Linked DNA regions of Mus musculus: all the other regions are linked to region 3. A link is a loop called in an ENCODE intact Hi-C map of the cell type or tissue named here. Cell type or tissue: left cerebral cortex. All regions are shown on one strand.

Region 1 (8,000 bases), 250 kb after region 3:
TCATCTGGCCTCCCTCTAGAGAGGTACCGAGTTTCTCATTCCTCTCAGGTCCACTCATCACCTGCTGGGGCAGACGCCTGGGGTCATTTGTTTTCTGTTAACTTTCAAGTTTCTTCATACAGCAGCTTCCAAGGCTTGGAAAAGCCAGCATTTAGGAAGCACAGTGCGTTTGAACTTGAGCTGAAAGCCTCTCTGCTGTGAGACTTGGAAACCCACCTCTGGATGCAGTTGTTGCCAACAGAGGGGAAACAAGAAAGCACCCTTATCCACACTTTGCAGCAAGCTCTGTGTTAGGCCATGGAAGAGCACCTATGTCACAGGCTGGCTGAGTTTCCAGAGGGGACTTTAGGACCACTTGGTGAGAGGACAAGTCACCTGAGGATCCTGAGGTTTAAACACCTGGGTAGCAGGGGAAGAGGCAGAAGAAAGAGGGAGAAAGAAGAGAGAAGAAATAGAGACGAAGATGCAGGGGTGGATGCATGTGTACCCAGAGAACCAATGGCCCAGATACCACCCAGACACAACAGTCCTGGTCTCAGGCAAATGTAAGGCAGAAGGAGGCAAAATGGGGAGTGTGAAATTAGGCCCTGGATTCTGTGGCGGAAGCCGTAAGGTCTCAAGACTCCCATTTTGCAAATACTTCTTAGCATTGTCGAGAGCATAGTTAACTTACCATGATCATACAAACTCCGTAACCCAAATCTGCAAACAGCATCTCTCTGTGTTAGTCATTCTATGCTCCCCAGGGAGGGCTGCTTTTGCCAGGATTCCTCCCACATTGTCTCCTGCTGCAAGCTTTAGGAGGCCTTTGACCGAGGTCAGGTTTCCACTGAAGACCCAGCTCACTGGTACTTTACCACTTCTCCCTTGCAAGTATGTCTCCATGTTAGCATCGTCAGTGTCCTGTGAGAAAATCATGGGAAATGCTCTCATTTGCCACCCAGGCCCCATCACACATGAGCCAGAATCTAAATTTTAGTCCCCTCACTGGGTCCTGGGTGGACCCAGTTAATGGTGAGAAACTGGGACTATTGGGTAACTGGAGAGCACCCCCAGATGTGTACTTGCCTTTTAACACTGCTGCCTCTCCTTGGCCCCAGCTGATTCTCCTGCTGGAGAAGCCGAACCTTTCCACCAGACTTCCAGGGTCCAGGGAGAACGGACAAACTCTGGAATCTTCAGTAAGAAACATCTCCAAATTCTAACAACCTTCAGCTCCCCCTGGCAGGTAAACTTCTTAGGCTGGCCTCGTGGTAGGCCTTGGCATACACTTCTACACAGGGCAGCTATATCAACCCTGATTGTCATCTCTCAGATCCCACTGGCTTATGAGAACTGGGGCTTGTATGGTGCCTCATTTCACGGTCCTCCTGGACAGAGACACAATGTATATAACAATCCTTCCAGAGAGTTTTATGCATTATGGTCTGGCTTTGCTTTAATGAAACCCCATCTTAAAGGCACAAGAATGAGATGTCCAGTGTGTGTGTGTGTGTCTGTGTGTGTGTGTGTGTGTGTGTCTGTGTGTGTCTGTGTGCATGTGTGTGCATGTATGTGTCTCTATGTGTGTCTGTGTGCATGTGTGTGCATGTATGTGTCTCTATGTGTGTCTGTGTGCATGTGTGTGTATGTGTATGTGTGGGTGGCTGGGTGAAGGTTGGAGGTCAGCCTCAAATGTCATTCCTCACAAACTCTATGTCTGTGGAACCTGCGGATGAGGTTAGATTGCTTGGTCAGAGAGCCCAAGGGTCTGCCTGGTTCTGCCTCCCCAAGCACTGGGGTCACACACCACCATGCCCAGTTTTTTATATGGTGTCTGGGGCTCAATCTCTTGTCCTCGTGGTTGTGAGATAAACGCTTCTGACTGCTCTGTCCCTCCAGCCCAGAGATGTCCACTTTTATTCAGTGGATACTTACTTCAGGTGACAGCCCTGAGCTAGGCATTGTGACAGAAACGAATGAGATCCAGCCCTCAAATCTTGCATGCTGGGTCTTCACTTCCCACAGCCTTTGATGGAGCAGGGGCGTCTTCTTACATTAGACTCTCCCTAGAGGACATATGAATGATGTTTCCTTAAAGAAAGCAAGAATTTCCTGGCGTGATGGTGTGTGCCTATAATCCCAGAACTCAAGAAGCTAAGGCAGCTTGAAGATTATGAGTTCAAGGCCAGCTTGGGCTATATACTAAGCCCCTTAACAAAGCAACTCTGCTAACAGGTTTCCCAACACACATCTGGCTGCGCCATGCTGAGTCAAACATGAGTCCTTGAACAAAGAGCCTCTTATGGCTTGATTGGCCTTCGAGTTCCTGGTGCACAAACTCTCACAATACGCAGAACGTTTCTTCCCCCAGAAACACATTTAAATAAGATTTTCTCAAATTGGATTTCAGGTGGTTTCACTTCTCTCGGCTCTGCTTTGAAGCCAAACTTACCTTTCCCGTGGCCTACTTCCGCACAGCCTTCCCGATGATTTTAAGCTAATCTGTTAAACCACTTTGCATTTAGAAGGATTTAACCAATATTAGAATACTATTTTACTCCTCCCCAAGAAAGATAGGGCCTCTAAACCCATTGCTGCACTAATCCGGAATTTCACAACACACGTTTGTGCAGGGCTAGAAGGCTAGGCAGGCTTGGGGCCAAAGCACAGAGCCCATTGGAATTTTTATTGGTCCCAGGGACACAGGCTCTGCCTAAGGTATCTTTGGGAGATGTCAGTGTCTCACAGCAACCTTTCCTCCCCACTTCAAGGGTTTCGGGTCTACTGTGAGTGAGGTAGACCTGCCTGTCCCCCGGGGCCAGCCATCCTGTCCCCTGAGTGATCCTGGGCCTCTCCACAGTAGGAGCAGTAGAAGGTTACTTGATTTTCTGCCTCTGTCTCGTTGTGTGACTGCAAGGTCATCCTCAGTGAATCGTGTGTGACCTTGATCTGGGAGGCAATCCCTGTTGAATCTTTCAGATCAGAAAAAGGGGTGGGGCAGATGTACAGAATTGAATGTTTCCAGAGAACCTGGGAATCTTGCAGGGATGCAGGACTAGTAGGTTTCATAACCACTGGGCAATAGAGAGTATATTTGGCCTTTCTCAAGAATGACTACCTCAGGAGCTCAAGAGGACAGCTAGGTCCCCTCATCTGTCCCACCAGAGCCGAGCCTTGGAAATGTAAAATACTAGGAATTGAATATTGTTACAGTGATTGATGTCCTTGCTCTTGCTGGAACTCAGGAAAGGAGGGTGTGGGCAAGGTTATAGGAATGGCGGGCCCTTCTCTGCCACCTCTTCATTATTGTCCTCTGCTTGCTCATTTCCCTAGCCTCACCTGTTAGCCATCTGCACTGTGGCGTGGTCCACGTGCTCATGACATCCTGGCTGTGGAAAGAGCAGGGGAGATCGTCTGTGCTGTAGCTATACATACATTGGATGCAATGAAACGGGGGTGGTGTTTGTGTCTCTGTTTTCTTTCAGAGTGGAGCTAGGGATGTGTCTGCCTGGAACATCTGCTCCTGGGCACCGTGTATTTAACTGCAGTGCAGAAAATTTAAACATGAACTTAAGTTCTCTGAGACTGTGTGGAGGGAGATTTGGCCATCAGCGTTACAGTTCTTTTTCTAAACCAAAATGCCCAGATTGAGGCATTAAAATGTAACACTTCCACACCCACAGGGTGGGAGGAAGAACACAGCTACATATTTACAACCTGATTTCTCTGGGGAAAGGTAAGAGCTGTTGTGTGGTGTGGCTTCCTAGTTCGTGTGTTGGCTCTTCAGTACATTTTGTTATTTTCTGTGCACTCAAACACAGACCATCTGAGTGAACACACACAGCAGCTGAGAGCGCTTCCTCCTCACCTTGCTGGGTGTCCCTCCCTAAGAATCTGTGCCAGACTTCAGGGCGAATTCTCCAGACTTGTAAGGCTGATGATGCCCTGAGGCTTATCCACTGGAGACAGCAGGGTTAAGGCTGAGACCACTCTAGCTATGTCTCAGCTAGGTTTTTTATTGCTGCGATGAAATACCATGTCTAAAAAGCGAGTTGGGAGGGAAGGGTTTATTTGGCTAACACTCCTATACTGCTATTCATTATCCAAGGAAGTCAAACGGCAGGATCCAAGAGGCAAAAGCTAATACAGAGACCATGGAGGGATGCTGGTTACTAGCTTGCTCCCTATGCCTTGCTCAGTCTGCTTTCTTATAGAAGCTAGAACCACCAGGCCAGGGATGGTACCACCCACAACGAGCTAAGTGGTTAATCACTAATTGAAAAAAAATGTCTTAGTGCGGGGTCTTATGGAGGCATTTCCTCAAATGAGGCTCCTTCCTCTCTGATGGCTCTGGCTGGCATCAAATTGACACACAAACTCAGCCAGTACAAGTTGTAATGACAGCTAGGGGGAAATCCACTGGGACCCAGAACCTCCTTGAACATGACCAGGAAAGGTCGGCCCTAGGGATCTACTTCCTACACACAGAGCCTGTAAGCGACTTCTATCCAGGTATCCAAGCAGACTTCACATCAGCCGATCAGTCACAAGTCTTAAACCTTGAGTCCCAACAACAGCCTCCTGGGTTTGTCCTTGTTGTCCTCTGCCACCATCTTGAATTCTCTCCCTTTTCTCTCGCACACATGTGTGTCACTGTCAGATCCCAAGTGAGAGAAAAGATAGAATGGGGACTGCCCTTAAAATTGTCATCATGGATCCAGTGAGATAACTCAGCAGCTAAAGGTGCTGCCTACCAAACCTGTTGACCCGAGTCGTCTCTCTTGAATCCACATGGTAGAATTGACTCCTACAAATTGTTCTCTGACTTCCACGTGTTGCTGTGGCATCCAAGCCCTCTTGTGACAAAATAATATATGAAAAAAAATCCCATCCATATAATCACTGTCAGTTCATAGGCTTAGATGTGCTTAGAGTTTCTGAGAATGTCTGTCAGGAAGTTTCTAGATTGGGTTACATGAGTAGTCAACGGACTGGGGTCCTAGTCTGAGAAGAAAAAAGAGAAGCTACAAAAATTTATCTATCTCTGCTTCCTAACCAGCTGGCTCACACACCTGCTACCATGATTCTCCCACAGCAATGGGCTGGACTCTAAAACTGTGAGTCAAAAATAAGTCCCGGACACTTAAGTCACTGTTGTCAGAGACACTTATCATGACAATGAATTAAGTGACTGACAGATGATGTACACACCTCCCCATCCAAGAACATGGTATACTTCTGGGTATTGTCTTCTGGGCATCTCTCAGGAAAGTTTTAACATTCTTGACTTAATTCTCTCAGAGCATTTAGACACTTCCTCCATATTAGCTAACAACATTAAAAAACTAAACTCATTTTTTTTTAAATCACAAGAAACAATTTCTTTGCTTCCTGGTGGGGTGGGGGTGGGGAGCGAGGGAAGGCCTGCAAGATCAGGCAACACAGAGCCCATGTTGTGCCAGGCAATGAGTGATTGCCTGCGTGGCAGAGGCTTAGCATCAGAGTGCTATCCTCCTCCTGTCATTAAATGTTTGAGTATGTGACAGGGGCACAGCAGTTGAAAACGAGGTCGGGGGTTGATCACGGGAAGCTGCTTCTCAGAGCATCAAAGAAGGAGTTGGGTTTCCAGACTGGAAACAGCAGGAGCCTGTAGGGCGCTGGGTGGAGCTGGGATGGGGGACAGATTGGAGATAGGCACATTAGGAGGCCATGTTCTTACTGAGACAGGATCTAGATGCTCTTAGGAAACAAGGGTGGGGCTTATGGTTTGTCAAGAGCTGCTAATGTAGCAAATTTGGCCTCTCCTCTGAATGAGGAGTGATTCTCTGACTGTTGGCATGTAGACTCCTAACTGGCTCAAAAATGATCATTTTAGAAAAGGCAACTTCCACTAGTATCCAGATTCTGCCCTCAGAGCCACTGAAAGGCCACCAGGCAGGGCCACGTGGTGGTAGTCCTTCCTTGGAGCCTCTCCGGCCTCACTCAGGAGTATCTCAGTTTTCCTTAATAAATCATGGCCACTTTGCTTACTCTCTGCCCATGAGTCCTTCCTTATGCTCCATGGGTGTGAGACAGTGAAACAAGAAGCCATTGAATTAGGGTAGGTAGGGTGCTCCTGACCATGTAGCTGCCCCCAGTTATAGTCACTAATAGCTAAGAAAGACTCCCTAGTTCTCAAAACTCCATAGTTTGCTCTAGGTGTGCTAGGAACATGGGCTCCAGCTGCCTGGCGTCTGAAAAACAATAGCCAGTGACAGCCACTGCCTAGAGACCAACCTTGGGGTCCTTCTTACCCTGAGCATCCCTCCTTCTGTCAACAGACAGAAGAGACTCACCACAGCTGAGCAAACACGGCTTAAGCTAAGGACGGACATGGACACCCCCCTCCAACCTGATACCATCAGGCCACCAGAGCTATAGGATGGCTAGAGAGCATCAGGGAGGAGCCAGGACACAAATGTCTATGCCAAAATCTGTCCCCTAGTGATTGTAAATTGGTGAAGTTGTTTCACATTCTGGCCTTGTGTTTCTCTTTATTTGATAATTAAAAGAAAAAAATTGATGCAAGGCAAACCAGAAAAGGCAGATTGAAAGTTTCAGTCCAGGAATAAAAGGTTGGGCGCATCGCCTGCAAGGCCCTTCAAAATAAGCATCAACAATATCCCTGACACACTCACCTCCACCCACGTCTCGCACTCTTATCTGATTGTCTCAACAACCAGAAGCTTCTGTTTAAGATTTGAATTAGATTCTCCCTGGGTACTGAGGACCTGAGGAACAGACAGGTGAACTCAGAACCAGGTCGAACTCAACTTAGGGGCGTGTCCTAGCTAGCGTTAACTGTTCATTCAATTTAGCTGAGAATAACCTGAGAATGGAGTAACAGGTTAGAGGTAGCCTCATCAAAGTGGCCTGTGTGTATGCATTGTCTTGGCTGTTAGGTATTTATATGCATGGGTGTGGTGTGGTGTGGTGTGTGTGTGTGTGTGTGTGTGTGTGTGTGTGTGTGTGTGTGTGTGTATTTCAACACTGTGGGCGGTGCCATTCCCTAGGCAGGTGGTCCTGGGCTGTCTAAGAAGGCTAGCTATGAATGAGAAGGCAACACTTCTCCATGGTTTCTGCTATACTCCTTCAGCTCTAAGTTCTCAAGTCCTGCCCTCAGGTTCCTACCTTGAGTTTCCTCCATGATGGAATGCAACCTGTAAGCTGAAAGAAACCTTCCCCTCCTCTGAGTTTCTTTTGATCCAAGTCATAGTAACAAAAAGGGAACTACAGCAGGAGAAATGGTTAGGGGAAGCTTCACGAAGATGTCTGACCCAGGCGGTACTGACTGGAACCGACTCTTTTCCTATCCTGTTCTACTGACAACCTGCTCTTCCCAGGCTCAGAATAGAGACTTACCAAAGGTTCTTCCATGTGTTTGCCTTGCAGAGAGCTTAAGGTAAATGAGGCATCTCTGGTGGATGAACGAAGACCTGCCTCCCCCCCCCCCCCCCACTCTCCCATGTCAGCAGCATGATGACCAAAATCTCTTGCTAGGAGTCAGAATTCTGAATCTGCCATACCTTGCCATACCTGGAAGAGATCTGTGGAAGTCTCTGGGCCCGGGAGACACCCGTCTTAGTAAGAAATGAAAACCAGCCTTCCTAGCCTGTGAGAGGAAACTCTGATAGTGTTATGGGACACGGGTAGGTCACATCCCAAGTCCTTAATGGAAGGCTGAGATTCAAGACTCCTCCTTCAGACTTGGCCTTGGCATCTCCACGCCTGCCTCTTACCGTGCAATCCTTCGCAGCCCTCCCTCCCGCCTCCTTCATTTCCTGGCTCCTACCACATTCTTCAACACCCCTTTAAAAATTAAGGGTGCAGCAGGGGCGGGGGCAGCCTTGGAAACAGATAAGAGGTAATTGCCTGCCTTTGACTCCTCTTGATGCGAAAATAGGACGGGAATGACTCAGTCTGGTTGAAAGGTTAGTTGAAGGTTATTACAGGAAAATTGTTATTCATACATTTTTCCC
Region 2 (8,000 bases), 77 kb after region 3:
TTAATTTTAGAGATTAAAAACTGAAACTCAGAGATGTTAAGTGACTCAACAAAATTCTCACAGCTTGGGAGCGGCGAAGCTAGGATTAGAACCCAGAAGGCTTTGACTTCAAAGTCTACCTCTTGCCAGGAGTCTTATCTCTGAGAAGTCCATCCCTGACTGGGTACCAGATTGCAGACCAGGACAAATAGACTCCTTGGGTGGTCTCACTGGCAGAGGTGGCTGGGTGGGTTGCTCCCCCCCTCTTTAGCTTCTCTGGCTGGGGCAGGCCTGCATGCACAGCAACGGTCTCCAGGCAGCAATAGGATGAATAACTGATGGTGATTAGCTAAATCATAACATCGCTCATGCCACGCATAAGCGATGAGACAACCGGTGCCAGGCCTCGATGAGCGGCAGCGGGCACCCCCGCGTCGCCGCCATCCTGTCCCCCTTCCCGCCCCCCAGCCTGGAGAAGCCACCGCGGCGCCCGATGCCGCCCTGTGTTATCAGGCACATGAAGTGCCGCTTCAATGAATATAGATTGACCTTATTATAGCAGCCGGCTGCTGGTGCCAGGCGCAGCCAGGCATACTTTGCACAAATTAAAGGTGTCAGCATGTAATTTACGGTTCATGGAGGAGGAGAAGGGCTGGTGGGGGTGGGGGAGGCGCCAAGGTGGGTAGGAAGGAAGGTGGGCTGCGGTGGGGCTGGCACAGGGGCTCTCACACACTAATGACAGGAGGTGCAGCGGAGGTGTCATTTCCATCCCTGGCTTTGCTCATTTTCCCTATTCATCGCTCAAAGGTGGGGCTGCCCCCTCCTCGAAGTCCCCCCCCCCACCTCCGCACCGTGTGCATGTGTGTGTATTTTGCAGCTAAATTACTGGTTTTACCTGAAGAGCGTAAAGTAGGTGTGCTAATTTACGGCTTGGCAGATAAAGCCTCAGTATGGGGAGCTGTCTGGGAGGCCTGTAATACGACATCATTTGACTAACACACCCCAGAGCGACTTGACATCTCAGAGTTGGGCCTGTGATTAAAGTTGTGGCTTTCTTCGCCTCCCTCTCCCTTCTCCGACACGGAGAACAGATTAAACTCTAAGTAATAGATCTCGGGTTTCTTGCCATCCCACTGATATACACAGTACACAGTTTGACACAAAGAGTAAGTTATAGATCACAAACAACAGCCTCTGCCCTTCACCGCCCAGAATTAATTTCCCATTTGCTGAGCTTCCCTGTTCTGCAGGCCCATTTCCTGGTGAGCAGGGCCGGCTCCCCTCCTGCAATGGCAGGGGATACAAATGGATAGGGACACTTAGCTCTGGACAGGTAGCGTGACCCTAGAGGCTTTCAGACAGGATAGCTGAAGGGAAGAAGTGACTTCCTAGTGTCATCTCCTGTGTTTGGGTGGCTGGGTGGGGGTGCTCAGCTGGGGCTTCTGATTGACAGCTCTGGACCCTAGATGTGGATGGGGTCATGCTAAGGGGGAAGAAGGCAGAGGGGCTAGACAATGCCCTGAATGCCCCCAAGTTGCCATGTAAAACTGTCTCCTCCACCCCATCTGGGTCATGCTTAGAGGTCACTGATGCCTTCATTGGTCCCCAGGCTTGGCTAGTGTGGGTACCAGCAGGAGATGGGAGGACAGAGCTCTCTCAGATCTTTTCTGCTTCTCCTGAGTGATACCCCACCCTAGGAAGAACTGCTCCTCAGACGTGGGAGGGGACAGTCCCAGAACCAGCTCCTGTACCCCCTAGGACAACAGCTGGCAGCTGCTCTTTCCCTTTAGCTACCTCATGATCCCTTATGGTTCCTTTAACCCTGTTGGCCTCTGTCACAGCCTCTCTACTCCTACCTCTGCAGCTACACCATCTAGGGGAATTCTCCCTCCCATGGGGACCTGACTGGTACCTGGGGTACCTATTCTTTCCCTACCCTCAAAGACTCTAATGCCCCAGTCCTCTGCCTGAAGGTATGCAGCAAGCAGGAGGCATTCAGATCTCCATGGCAACATGCTGTCTGTTAGGCCATTCTAAGACATACCGCAAAGGACTTTATACATGGAAACCCCATTGTGGGCCCACGTGACACTACCTGGCTAGGCCCAGTAAGTAGCAAAAGTGTAAGGCCTGGAGATGCGGAACCCAGGTCTGAACTTTAGCCTGGCTATAGGCACAATGTCCCCTTCATTGTGTGTGGTTTTATCATTCCTGGTTCTCATGTGTGCATACACATATATACCTAAACACAAGGCATGCATATACACACACACACACACACACACACACACACACACACACACACACACACATAGATACACACACCACACATACATATATGCATACACAAATACATATCTAAACACACAGGCACGCATATATACACACACACATATATATATACACAAACACAACTGCATACACATATGCATACTCACCTATTTTACACACCATGTGCACACATGACTTGTATATCTTGGGGACAGAAGTTGAGGATGATCAGGGAGGAAGGTCCAGAAGTGGCAAGGGCTAAAGATGGCTGATTGGGCCAGGGAAATCAAGAAGGATTTTTTTTTTCTGGAAGAGGCAAACTGGTCCTGAGATGATTAGACTGCCATTAGAACAGACTACATGGGACCACCAGGTTGCATGGCGGTAGGGAAGTGCATTAAACGTACAAACACCAGGGCCTGGAGAGGTGTCTCAGTCAGTAAGGTGTTAGCTATGCCAGCATCAGGACTTGAGTTCTGATCTCCAGCACCCATATAAAAGCTAGGCATGGTGACACATGTCCAAAACCCCAGAGCTGGGGCAAGTGGGGACATAGGTAGGTCCTGGAGCTTGCTGGTCACCTGTCACACCCAGTCGACCGGACGATCTCCAGGTTCAGTGAGAGACCCTGTCTGAATAAAACAAAGTAGACAGTGGGTGAGGAAGACACCTGATGGGCCCAAATGCTTGTCTATGTGTAGACACATGTCTACAAAAGCAAGCTCACACACCTGTCTATACACATCACACACATCACACACACACACACACACACACACACACACACACACACACACACACACACACACTACAGATCAAAGCCTTCTCACAATCTTCCCGAATCAGGCCCGAATTGGGGGTCGCAGCCCTGAGAACCATGTTGTTTTTCTTCCAAGGGCATCTAGACCCCTCCCCTAAGCCCCACTGCACACTGGGAAGGACAGAAATGAAATAACAGAGGCCGAGGGACTTGCTCAGTGTCTCACAGCAATAGTTCTAAAGCCAGGAGAGAACTCTGTTTCTCTGCTCCCAGTACAGTGCTCACTAGGGACAACTACCTACTCACACCCCCACCCCCAGCTTTCCAGAGGACAGAGTAAAAACGAAGCTTCCCTAGAGACCCGGGCTCAGCCTCCTCCCCCACCCTGCAGCCGGTTCTCAAGATGGCAAGTGGGGGGGTGGATGAAGGTGGAGGCAAAGTGAGAACACGCCTGGAATAACACGACATTTAGAAGCATGAGTCACACTGGCACTTGCTGTTTTCTCCTGCTTCCCCCTCTGCACCACACACCCCCAGGCGCTCTGAGCTGTAGGAACACCGAGTCTGGACAGGGCTTTGGGGAACCTGCCTCAGGGCGCCTGCAGGAAAGAGAGGAGATGGCTCTGAGCCTGGCGCTCCGCCTCCTTGCTTTGTAACTGTCTGATACATTGTACTTCTCTGAGCTCAGCCCAGGACCTTCGGCATCAGGCTTTTCTGTTTCCTGGTGCCACCATCTTCCGCTGGTTCTTGACAAGCTCTCTCTTTCCTGCTGTTCTAGAGCTCTACTGCTCTGGCGTAGTCAAGGAGTCTCTCTGGTGCCTGTGATGGCCGGAGAAGGGAGGACCTGGTTGGGTTAGGGGCTGGGCAGGTAGTATGAAATGCTTCAGACTCCTTGTTGCCAGTCTCAGCTCAGGATCAGTCAGCCTGCTGCATGACTAACGGGGGGATGTGGGACAAGGACAGCCAGTGGTCCCTTGGGCCTCCTCAGCTTGTGCCCTTTGTCTTCACTGGAAAAGGTGACTGGATCTTCTTTAGGGTGTGCTGGACATAGGTGCCTGGGTCTTCCACCTGTACTACCTTGAAGTTCCTACATTGATAATGGAAGAGATGTGTGTGTGTGTGTGTGTGTGTGTGTATACAGACCCAGCCAGATCAGGCAAGCCTACTGGATCTCAGGTCCCTGCAGTTCAACAAACAGTCTTGGGCACACAGCAGGTGCCTGGGACAGATGCTGAATGGAGCCTGTGACCCCCTTGGGTCTTCTCAGTAAGCAGAAGGCTAAATTCCCAAAGTGGTACCTTTGGGCAAGGATCCTCTGTGAGCCAGGGCAAGGGATAGGCTAAGGAGCCCTGTCTATGTGTGCCCTCTGGGGTCTTACTGCAGAGTGATCCCCCCAAAAAACAAAAACAAAATCAAACAAACAAACACCCCCAGACACCTGCATTATATGTGACTCTTAACATTGTATTCATTGGGGCTTAGATGTGGGTGGCACACAGTAGGTGTGCAGTTCATCTAGGTGGTGGAGAGAAGTGAATGAGAAAGAAAAATAGTTGTTGGGGCAAGGTGGGCATGTATAGAGAGCCATTTTATAGATGAGGATACAAAGTTTTAGGGACAATGTAACCTTCCCAAGGTACAACCTGCCTGGTCTCCCCGTTGGTGCCTGCCTGTCTGTGTATAGTCCACATAATGGGTAAACAACTTGCTGGACCACAGGAACCCTTAGTGCTCCAAAAGTTTCCCCTCCTCTTCTTCCGCTCTCTCCCCTCCTCCCTCTTCCTCTTCTCCCTCTTCTCCTCCTCCGCCTCCTCTTAGCCTTTGGTTTTATCATGGTATTTTCAGAAGTGCACACAGGATATTTTGGTCATATTATTCTGACTTCACTCACTCTTGACTTCCACCCCAATCTGGCTGATCCCCAATTTCACACAGACCTCTGTCTACTTTCATATACTTTGTTATTGCACTAATATTATCAGTTGTGCATATGCCTGATTATGCAAAGCTGTCAGAGGACAGCTTTGTGAAGCCCATTCTCTCCTTTCATATTTACATCAGTTTCAGGGGTCAACTCTGGTTGCCAGGCTTGGCACACCTTGCCAGCTATGTATGTATTTATGTATGTATGTATGTATGTATGTATGTATGTATGTATGTATGTATGTGTGTATAATATATGTATATACATATATGAATATATATATTTTTTCTGGTTTTCACATATGAAAGAAAATGTATGATGTTGGTCTTTCTGGACCTGATTTGCTTCACTTAATATAATAGTCTTCAGTTTCATTCACTTTTTTACAAATGACATAATTCCATTCTCCTTTATAGCCAAACAATACTTTACTAAATAGAAAATACTCATCAATTTAGTATATACAATTTCCTTACATATCCATCTGTTTACGGGCATCTAGGCTAGTTCCATACCTTGGATACTGTGACCTTTAGGCAATAAATATGGAAGTGCAGATATCTCTGTTAAGTTGATGTTTATTCCTTCATATGCTGTCTTAGTCAGGGTCTCTATTCCTGCACAAACATCATGACCAAGAAGCAAGTTGGGGAGGAAAGGGTTTATTCAGTTTACACTTCCATACTGCTGTTCATCACCAAAGGAAGTCAGGACTGGAACTCAAGCAGGTCAGAAAGCAGGAGCCGATGCAGAGGCCATGGAGGGATGTTCTTTACTGGCTTGCTTCCCCTGGCTTGCTCAGCCTGCTCTCTTATAGAACCCAAGACTACCAGCCCAGAGATGGTCCCACCCACAAGGGGCCTTTTCCCCCTTGATCACTCATTGAGAAAATGCCTTACAGCTGGATCTTTGTGGAAGCATTTCCCCAACTGAAGCTCCTTTCTCTGTGATAACTCCAGCTTGCGTCAAGTTGACACAAAACTAGCCAGTACAGATGCATACCCAGGAAAGGAACAACTGGGTCTTGCTGTCCTTTAAGGAACCTCCATGCTAATATCCACAGTGGCTACACTACTTTATAATCCCACTGCCCAAGCAAGACTTTTCCAGGAGAGATGCGATACACATGTCTATCACCCTGTAAGTGTTACAGCTCTGAGAGGAAAGGAATCCTGGCAGCTGGGAGCCAAGGAATACCCAAAAGTCACACCACAAAACAAAACTCACACCAGAGATTTACTGGGAAAAGGACAACAGGGTGCCTCTGTTCAAGAGAGAAGCAGCAAAGAGCTGAGCAGGAGGCAGGCTATACAGGATTGCTTGAAGCACGGAGTTTCCCAGAGTGGTCTGTTCTTGGGGCAAACTCAGGGATTGGTGGGAATTTGTGGCCTAATCTTGGGCTTTTTTTTTTCCTCTGTAGGCTGGAGCTTAGCTGCCTGCATCTTGAGGGTCTGGAACACGTCCTGATGGCTGTTGGAGTACTCTGGCAATGAGGCCTGGCTACTCAGGTCTCAAGGGGCTTACACACCCAGAAAGAGAGTCCACAACAGACCAGATTCCACCAAAGTCCATCTTAGTGAACTAAAAAATTTTACTTGTAGGAATATGGGTGAGGGGTTACTTACATGAGCAGAAATGACCCAGAAACAGATACATCACCAAAGCCACCCAGCATCGGTATAAAAGCTAGAAACCCAGAGCCCACTGCACAACTTGAAGGCAACTCAACAGGCTGAAGACTCCCTTTCAGGTGCCTCAAGTCTTAGCCTCTTCCAGGCAGCTAAGTTCTAGGCATTTTGGTCTCAGCTTCCTGAGTCTCCTTTACAGTATGGGTCCTCTGAAAATGACTATTAGCTGTCTTTAGTATTTAGTCTATGGGAGGCAGAGTGGCCTAGTGAATCTAATCAGTTTCAGGGACTTCCTGAAGTTATCTTGAGTTGTTTATTTCCTGTTTTAAGGAGCTTCCCTGAAGGATGGAGTTTCACTCTCAGAGGAAACTGCTACACAAAACACACCAGCAACACATAAACATTCATCTAACCCCCTACAGACACCAGCATTTGTTGATTTTTGGTTTTGTTTGTTTGTTTCTATGACAGCCATTCTGACTGCAGTGACATGGAATCTCATCACATCTTTGATTTGTCTTTCCTTTATGGCTATAGACATTAAACAGCTTTTCATGTCTCTGTTGGTTACTTGCTCTTTTGGGGACTATTCAACTCATTTGTCCTTTTAATTGCTGGGTTCAATTTCTGAGTTCTTTATACATTCTGTATACTAATCTCTCATTGGTTTAATAGCTGGCAATGATTTTCCTCTGATCCCAGACTGGCTGTTCACTCTGTTGCTTTTCCTTTGCTGTGCAGAACCCTTTTAGTTTGAGGCAAGCCATGGTGCACTTGTTTTAAGGAAGAGGAAAGGTAGAAGGAGACACGGAGACATTGGTGAGCTCTACAGCCCTAAGTGGTGTGCAAATGCAACAGACCTAAGAGCCACCGAGTGAGGGACCTGAGCGGAGGCTACCTGAAAGGACCAGAGTTGGCACAGGACACACCAAAGACCAAGATCTCAGCACAAAGGAGATTTATTTGCCCCAGAGGGACAAAGGACAGGGAGTAAGAGTCAAAGACAGGGGAGAGAGGACTAGGGAAAAGGGAAGGGAACAAAGGATAGGGAAGGGACGTTTGCCTGGGGGGTACAAAAGACTGCCACTGGGTAGAGAGAAGACAAATGTGGTCTGTAGGCAAATGGAAATTTATAAAGAGAAAGGGGGAAACCATGTGTTATGATGAACTGTTTAACATTCATTGGGCATGTTAATTAGGGTAGCCAAAAGGAGACTTTTGAGTACTGCACTTCAAAACTTTGATAGTTGGACATTGGTAGTCAGTCTAAGAGGAAGGAAGTGGCCAAACAAGGGAATAGACCTTGGTGGCTAGCTTTAGGAATGTCACATAACAGTTTAGCAAGGTAGAGGGAATCAGGGAAGGGCACGGCCTTCCAGAGCCATGTTTGCCATACTCAGGCTGGCTAGAGCCCTTCACTACCTGTATAGATCTGAAG
Region 3 (8,000 bases):
AATTTCCTCATATACAAAACCTCAGAGGAGAGGGTGTGAAGGAGTCTGACTGTTCTTGAGAAAAGCAAACTGTTTTCATTGTTAATGACCTGGAAGTAATTTTAGACTGTGTCTTGAAATCACAGTCTATCAGTGGACAACTTTCTTTCCATTGTTCACCCAAGGTCTGGCCCAGCACCCAGAATAATAACTTCACCATTCCTAACCTCATCACTGCGATTAGGAGATTACGACCAGGCCTTGCTCCCCTCTGCAAGGGCTGTTTGCTGGCTGTGCCAGGGATTTCAGGCACTTTAGACACATCAGCTGTTATAATCCACAGCTACCCGTGAGGGAGGTTACAGTAAGATTTCCACTTTACTGTACCTCAGAGAAGGTAAGGGGCTTGCCCACACTGGCTGCATCTAGAGCCTCAGGACCTAGCTGTCGTTTCTTTATCCTCTGAGGGAAACAGGCCGTGCTCTGGGAGCTGCAGGTCAAGGTGATCACATTGCAACAGGCTTCTAAGAGCAAGAACGACCGTGAAGTGGGGATCTAACTCAGCAAGGCATCTTAGCGGCACTCTGCTGATTTCAAGAGTCTGATCCGGCCTGCCCTGAAGAGGCCTTGAGTGTTCTCCATCTGAGTGGGAGTATTTGACTGAATAAGATGCATTGCAGAGGGGAGCTGGAGAGATGGCTCAGCAGTTAAGAACGCGTGGTTGGTTTGCAGAAGAGTGAGTTCGGTTCCCCTGATGTCCTCTTCTGGCCACATTAGGCACCTGCACACACACAGAACATAAATAAACCTTTAAAGAATCACATTTATACTATTTATAGGAGAAGCCCTTAACCCACAGAGGGAAACACAGTTTGAATGCATTTTCAAGTGGAGACACCCTTTTCCACACTAATAATTGATAGACTGCCCTCAAATTGCTCTTATTTGTTCGTTAACGTAAGTCCCCCGAGGGCTCACTAGGCAACACTTTATTAGCCTGGATGAAGTAATATATTTTAAAGTAATAAAATGACATTATTTTTAAATTATTTCTTAATGTGGACTTTGCAGCCACTGACTGCCCTCTCTGATAGGTCTGAATTAGTGAGTTTTAATTGTGTGTAAAAAAGCAATAAAATCATCATTATAAAAATGATGGGGTGTCTCACTCACGGCAGGCACCATGCAGCTTGTTCTGCTCTGCTTTGCTGAGCCCACACTGTGGGCACTGCACACCCTTGCCACAGGGCCAGTGGGCTCAGCTGGGCGGTCCTCATCCAGGGCCCTTGCTTGTGAGCGTTGTGGGGGAGGTTAAAGGTTAGGCTTAGCATCTCCATTCAAGATCACAGTCTGTGATACCCACTGGACCTAGCCAGACATGAACATAATGTGGTGATGAGTGTGATTTTTTTTCTTTCATGGATAAGTGTGTGTAATATGTACGCCAGACTTGTATATATGGGTTTCCCATGTGTGTAGGCACGTGTGTATACGTGTACATGTACAAGCACATATGTGTGGCTGCTGGAGATTGAAGTGTCTTCCTTGATTGTTTTCTACTTTATTCATTGAGGCAAGGCCTGCCAATCGAACCCAGAGCTCTTTGATTGGGTTTGTCGAGCTACCCGACTTGCTCTGAGATTGCCCTGCCATACAAATTCTGGAGTTACAGGGTGGAGCTGCCATACCTTCCTGGCTTTTACATGGGCATCTGAATGATTCATGCACTGAGCCATCTCTCCAGTCCTGATGGCTTATATTGATTGTCACCTTGCAGAATCTACAGTCGCCTAGGGGACAAGCTTCTAGGCATACCTGAGAGGATCCAGACTAGATTCTCTGAGATGAAAAGAATCTCCCTAACTTGGGTGCACATTTTAGGGACTGGAGGCCTAGGCTGAAGAGAAGGAGGAAGTGAGATAAACAACAGCAGCACATCACATCTCCTTCCTGACTACCCTGGGTGCAACGTGGCCAGCTGCCTCAAGCTCCCACTCCCATGCCTTCTCTGCTGCAACGGGCTGCACACTGAAACTGTGAGCCGGAACAAACCCTTTCCCCTTAAGTTGCTTTTGCCAAGCATCGTGACACAGAAGCAAGATAAGTCATCAATCAATTCATCTGTTAAGGCTGGCCCTTTGGACCAGGAAGCCCCAGGTTAACAAAGACTGTGAAAGAATAGAGACGTGCCTTGTACACACAAGGTTTCCCATGATCTGGCGCAGAGTTGATACTTTGGCACATGCTTGGTGGACACACAAAGCCCACGAGGAGTGCGATGGCTGATGGCATGTGTTGATTTGCATATGCTACGGTGACTGGTGGTTTAGTCAGACACCAGCCAAGGTATCACAAAATATTTTATGTCCGAGACTAACATTTAAATCAATCAAGCCCACTGCCTGTTTCTGTCTAGGTGATTAGAAATCCAGTGGATTCCAGGCCGATGTTGTGAAGTTGAACTAGAGACTGTGATCTAGAGCCGAGGAGCCCCTCTCTTTGGCTTCTCTGGGGGCATATTGGTTGATGAAGAGTTGTCTTGAGCTGCACTTTATTCCAGGGACATCCTACCCATGGCCCAGGCATTGCTAGACCAGGCCTATGGTTATTTTGAGTGGCAGCAGGCAGAATGACATCATCTACAGAGTTCGTGATTGAGAATCATGCACTCAAGTTACAAAAATTGCAACAGAAACCACTTCATAGTATTTTAAGTAAGTTTAAAGTTTTGTCTTGGGCCAAATTCCCATATATTCTGGCCTGTACTTGCTGTCAGGTGGGTTAGACACTCCCGGCTATGTCATCTCGTCCCAAAAGCTTTAGGCACTGGTCAGCTCTGCAGACAGTGGACAGGGGACAGTTCACAACAGTTTCCCCTTCTCCCTTTCGACCTCCTTCTTTCTCTTTATATGTATATTCATGAGCGCGCGCGCACGCACACACACACACACACACACACACACAGACAGAGAGAGAGAGAGAGAGAGAGAGAGAGAGAGAGAGAGAGGAGAGAGAGGCATGTGTCTTTGTATGTGGCTCTCCATACCTAGCCATACATCTCTAGCTATTTTACTTCTGTGTTCTTTGACTCTTGGGGATCCTAAGTAGGGCAGAATTAGGGAGGCTATTGTCCTTGTGAGTAGTGATGACCTTGAACTACAAGTTGGGGACACTGGAAGCAGCCTCTGCAGAGAGACAGTCCATGATGGAGAGGAGCCTGTCTTACTAGCAGCTCTTTTCTGATCAGGGTCTCCCTAGGCATCCCAGATTGGCTGGAACTTGGGATCCTCCTGCCTCAGCCTCTCTGGGTGTGGGATTACAGATGTGCACTACCATGCTGGCTCACTAGCAAGCCATTCCTCTAGGTGGTCTGTCAACAAGACACACCCTGCTGATCTACCCCTGGCAGCGGTATCATGCTTTTTTGGATCCCCTTGGAAAATGGATGGAGGGGCTGTTATAAACTGGGACAACCCAATGGGGGCAGGTGCCATTCCCCAGTCTCCCCTGCCAGCCTTGGTGCCATCCTCCAGCTATGGTGCAGGAGTGTCAAACAGTAGAGGGCACCAGAGGCCTGTCTCTGCTGTGACAGCCTGTTTTGGTGGCATCAGGCATGTGTGGGCGAAGGTGGTGCGGCTGCTGTAGGAGGTGGTACTCTGTCGTAAACAGGGAGAGCTCCGGATTGCTGCTGTGCCTTTTTAACTGTAGTTTCATATGGCTGTATGAGGCCAACTACATCCAGTGGGCTACAGAGAGCACCTGGGACCAGGACCTGGGGGTGTGACGCGCCTTGGCTTCTCAGGAGTGGGTCTTACATGATTAGGTGCTTTTTCTCTCGGTCAGCTCTGCATTTCACTGCTGTGCGTCAAACCTGGGAGGGCAAGCTAGGAGCCAGGACAAAGCACAGTGGGGCGCAGTGTACCAACAGCCAGGCTGCATGGCCCAAAGTGATGAGGCTGTCCCCAGACTTCTTCTCTCCAGTACCTTGAGTTTCACCATCACACTTCTGCCCACTGGCTGCCCTACTCCCACCTCTCTACTCTGCACAATGTTCTGGTTTCAGGAAGAAGGGAAGGATGGAGGTTGGGGAGGGCGGCGACTGACAGTAACAGTTTTCACGGACAGATGCGCCTGGGGGTGGGGTGATGCAGGGGTGGTGCCATGTGGGATGGAGAGCTTCATCCTTGCTCTGCTTTGAACTGGTGTTCCGTTCCAGCAGCTGCATGTATGCTCTGCTGAGCCTTTCCTTTCCAGAGCTTCGGTTTCCGTCTCTGTAAAAAGGGGCTCAGGTGATCTGGGGTTCTCATCTGGTCCTTGTACCTTGAGGTCCATGTGTTGAGGATCAGGCTCAGGGAGGCACTTTGGTCTTGGGGAAGGGATGGGAAGGAAACAGACTCTGAGAGTTGTTAGCTGGCTGTGCTGTTCTGCCAGGAGTTGTTCCAGCCTCTGCTCCTGTTTGATCTCCTTTGGTGTTGGCACGTGGTCATGATTGACACATCTCCAGATCACACAAGACCAAGGTCAGGTGAAATCTGTCACCTCTAGCCCTGCTTGGCTCTCTAGGAAGAGAGGTTGTTAGTGACACCAAATTTCCCACACTCCCTATCTGTCTTCTGTAGGTCACTGTCCTTTACTTCCCGGCTGTGACCCCTCCCACATGGGCAGATGATCTGTCCTCCAGAATGTCAGGCATGATCTGTGGGCAGTCACCTAGGGATGGATTGGGGCGGGACATGGAACTGTTCCTTGGCACTCAGCTGTGGGGTACTTCTTTTTGGAATGACTTTGTTGTCCCTCCTCTAGGATGGCCAACTCCTGAGGCTCCAACCTCTTCATAAGGCTACTCCTGGGTGGGACTGGCTAGAGATGCAAGTCTTCCTCAGTCCTTCAGTCTATTTACCTTGGCTCAAGCTCTGGATGCTTGGGGATGTAGTAGGGAGAGAGACCACTTTTTGGATGTCTCCAGCACTCCCAGGATTCCATCCTAGAGTCTTAGAGTTCAGCAGTGTCCACAGAGCTAATCCCTCACCACTGGGCTTCGTGAGCACCCTGGATGGCTCTCAGATGCCTGTTACCTCCTTAGAGCTCCTGAGGTAGGGTGCTAGTGTTTTCCTCCTCTTCATCACTGGAGGCATCTTCAGTCCTTGTGGAGTGTCTTGTTATACCACTAGGCCCACCCTGCATCTGGTTATTTACATAGGCCCAGCAGGATGCAAAGCCACCGGGGATGAGACATATGGAGATGAACTGAAAATGGTCCCCGTGGGGCTGGGAATTAGTGGGCATAAAACTTGTGAGTAAGTGGCCTGAACTGGCTCTAATGGAGCCAGTGGAAAGGGCCTGGCCCTGCCTAGGAGTGGGGCAGGAGTTGGAGGCCAGAGGTTGAAACCTGGCCTCTTTGAGTTAGGGCTGAGACCCCCCAGGTGAGAGGCCTGTCCGAGAAGGGTCAGGTTGTGAGAGAGCATATAACTGGGCAGGTATGGGGAGAGTGGCCTGTCTGCGGCTGGATATGTTTGGGGTTTCTAGAGTGAAGGCACCAGGGTAGAGATGAAGCAGAAGGCTAGGTGGGCTTTGGCCATAGAGCACTTTGTTGTCCAGGCTAAAGCAAGCCTGGAGGAGGCATGGGGACAGACAGGAGCTGTCACCTTGTTTTAGGGAAAGAGGAGGTGGTCAGGAAGATGGGAAGACACTGAGATATCCTGGGAGGGTGAAAGGGAGGAGGGTGGGAAAAGTGGGGGCATACACAGGTGAGGGTCCCATGATCCTCTCTACTCATCCCTTCAAAGGACTGTCAACAGGGAACAAGCCTAGCCATGATGATCTTCTGCAAGTAGACTCAGCTCAACTCCTATAGTTGGCAGATGGTTGACCGAAAGATTATGCTAGTTCAAACGGGACTGACGAAGTCAATTTTTAAAGAAATAACATTTATTTATTGTGCGTATGCATGCACATGTGCACACACAGAGGGCAATGTGTGAGAGTCAGTTTAGCTTCCATTGTGAGAGTTCTGGGGATTGGTCTCAGGTTGTCAGGCTTGGTGTCAGGCCCCTTTGCTCACTGAGCCATTTCCCTGACCCGAAACTTTTGTTTTTAAGGGTGATCGGTGTCTCATCTCTTCCATCTCTCTCTCTACCCGCAGAGTGAGTCAGAATGAGAGAAGCAATGGATGGGAGTTTCCAGTTCTTGTGAATCTGGAAATTATGACCCTATCTGGGAAAGATGTGAGACCCATTTGGAGTGGCATGGATTCTCTCTGGCTGGTGGGGATTCTGTTTTCCCTGGAGGCTTTCCTGCAGAGAGTAGGAACCAAAGGGCTCTGTGTTGCTATGCTATGGCAGCAAACACCTCTCTTTCAGGACTGGGCAGATAGGAACTCTAGCTGAAGGCAGTATCGACCAGGCAGGAGAATGGACAGATTATTGCAACTGTCTCTCTGGGCCTCAGTTTCCCTACCTACAGAGCAGGGCTTCCAATATTATAATCACAGAGGTATCCCACGCATCATATGGGATGATGGATTCAAAGGCAGTGTGAAGACAAGCAAGCAGAAAGTGGGATGTGGAGGAAATTCTCCTTGTCTGTTCATTCACTCCCACATTCCCTTGACAGAGAGTGACAAAGCATCCCCCAGGGGCTGTGGCCATACTGTGCTAAGTGTTCAGAGTAGAGCAGTAGACAGGCTTTATAATAAGAGCTTATCTTTGACTGTCTTATCCCTACCTCACTTTCGGCAGGGTCAGCAGGTATCAGCACCCTCTTGGGAGGATGCCACCTGAACTGAGGTTAGCCTCTGGGATGCTTGGGATTTCCCCTTCTGTTTTTTGGGGGGAGGGGTGCAGAGGCAGCCTCCCCTGTTATCTGGCAGTAATGATGCACAAGCTAATGTCACTCTCGGTCCTAAGAAGTGCAGTTAGGGGCATAGAGCAACTGTGGCAGACTGTCAACAGAACAGACCCTGTTTATGGATATGAAGGACCTGGGTTAATCACAGTGGATGAACTAACTTTTGATGAGATCCAGCTCTCCTCATCTGTGACATAAGACTCACTGCTTGCCAGTGTGCCCAGAGAAGACAAAGTGGGTATGATGTGTGGGCATTTCTTCCCGTTGTCCCTACAGCTTCAGGCTGGGTCTGACTGAGCTGGTGAGGTCCAGTAGGTGAGCTAGCTGCCTTAGCCCTCCACCTCCCTCTGTGACTGGCTTCTAGGCTAGACCCTAAGGCTTCCAGTGTTTCCAAACAGTGCCACGAGCTGGAACCAGGAAGGGTGTCTTGTTCTAGGCTTAGCTGTAGGGCAGCACCAGTGGGAAAAGGGTGGAGCCTAGGAGCCAGCTGGTGTTTTTATTCCTTTTAGGGATTTGGCTAGTTTCCTCACTAACTGCCAATCCCCAGCCCATCATGGTGGCTGTGGTGGGCTCCTGTGGCTCTGAGCCGGTCTGGGGAGAGGAAACTAGCGTTGCTCTAGATACCACAGGAAGACTAACTCTCCTGCCCTTCTCTCTGGGGGTTTCATCATCAACCAAGGAACATGAACACATCAGGCAGTGACAAACTAAGCAAGCAAAGGGAAGAGGTAAGTTCCAGAAACTTCTGGGCTCTGACCCTTGGACATTCTCCTGCACGCTGCTTCAGCTGTTTTTTTTTTTTTTTTTTCATCTGCTCTGCCTTGGCCTCTGTAGTTTTCAGGGGAATTCTGGGAAGGTTAGCTACTTTCCTGAAACATGAGGCTGACAGAAATAACCCCAGGGAAGAGTTTATTTTGGCTCCAGTTTCTAGAAGCAAGTCCTAGCGGTGCCACATAGCTCAGTGGGACAGAAAGCAGAGTGGTCAGGCCAGAACCAGAGTGGACATCACCTTCAAGGCAGCTCTCCAGACATCTAGTCCTTACCACGAAAGCTTCCACACCTCCTCCACTCAGTGCCACCAATGGGGACCAACTATTTAGATATATGCAACTGTAGGGGACATTTCACATTAAAGCTATGACAATGAGCTGAAAAGCCTCTGCCTTACCCTGGGC

What was found. A loop is a pair of places that touch in the nucleus more often than their neighbours do. Peaks named below come from ENCODE experiments on the same cell type or tissue, not always from the same donor. Only the 100,000 strongest peaks of a DNase experiment are listed, where the experiment ranks them.
Region 1: it touches region 3 in a loop (2.6-fold over the local background); 2 of 42 quality-filtered maps call a loop at or near these places.
Region 2: it touches region 3 in a loop (4-fold over the local background); 4 of 42 quality-filtered maps call a loop at or near these places.

Annotation. Positions count from the first base shown.
Region 1 is chr9:61,573,999-61,581,998 of GRCm38, reverse strand. No RefSeq gene overlaps it. Among named protein-coding and RNA genes, the nearest start is that of Gm39350, 17 kb to the left of the region's middle. In left cerebral cortex, no CTCF peak of the experiment used is centred here; DNase peaks (open chromatin) are centred at 827, 2,828 and 3,536; H3K27ac peaks cover 328 bases.
Region 2 is chr9:61,749,501-61,757,500 of GRCm38, reverse strand. Gm34828 (a long non-coding RNA gene) reads left to right here. Exons shown (of 7, transcript XR_001779197.1): 7 at 6,355-7,114. Among named protein-coding and RNA genes, the nearest start is that of Gm34828, 69 kb to the left of the region's middle. In left cerebral cortex, a CTCF peak has its summit at 3,632; DNase peaks (open chromatin) are centred at 452, 1,032, 1,970, 3,470 and 1 more place; H3K27ac peaks cover 820 bases.
Region 3 is chr9:61,826,016-61,834,015 of GRCm38, reverse strand. It overlaps a transcript of Gm34828 not described here. Among named protein-coding and RNA genes, the nearest start is that of Gm34828, 7.6 kb to the right of the region's middle. In left cerebral cortex, a CTCF peak has its summit at 3,534 (motif pointing right); DNase peaks (open chromatin) are centred at 3,583, 4,091 and 6,521.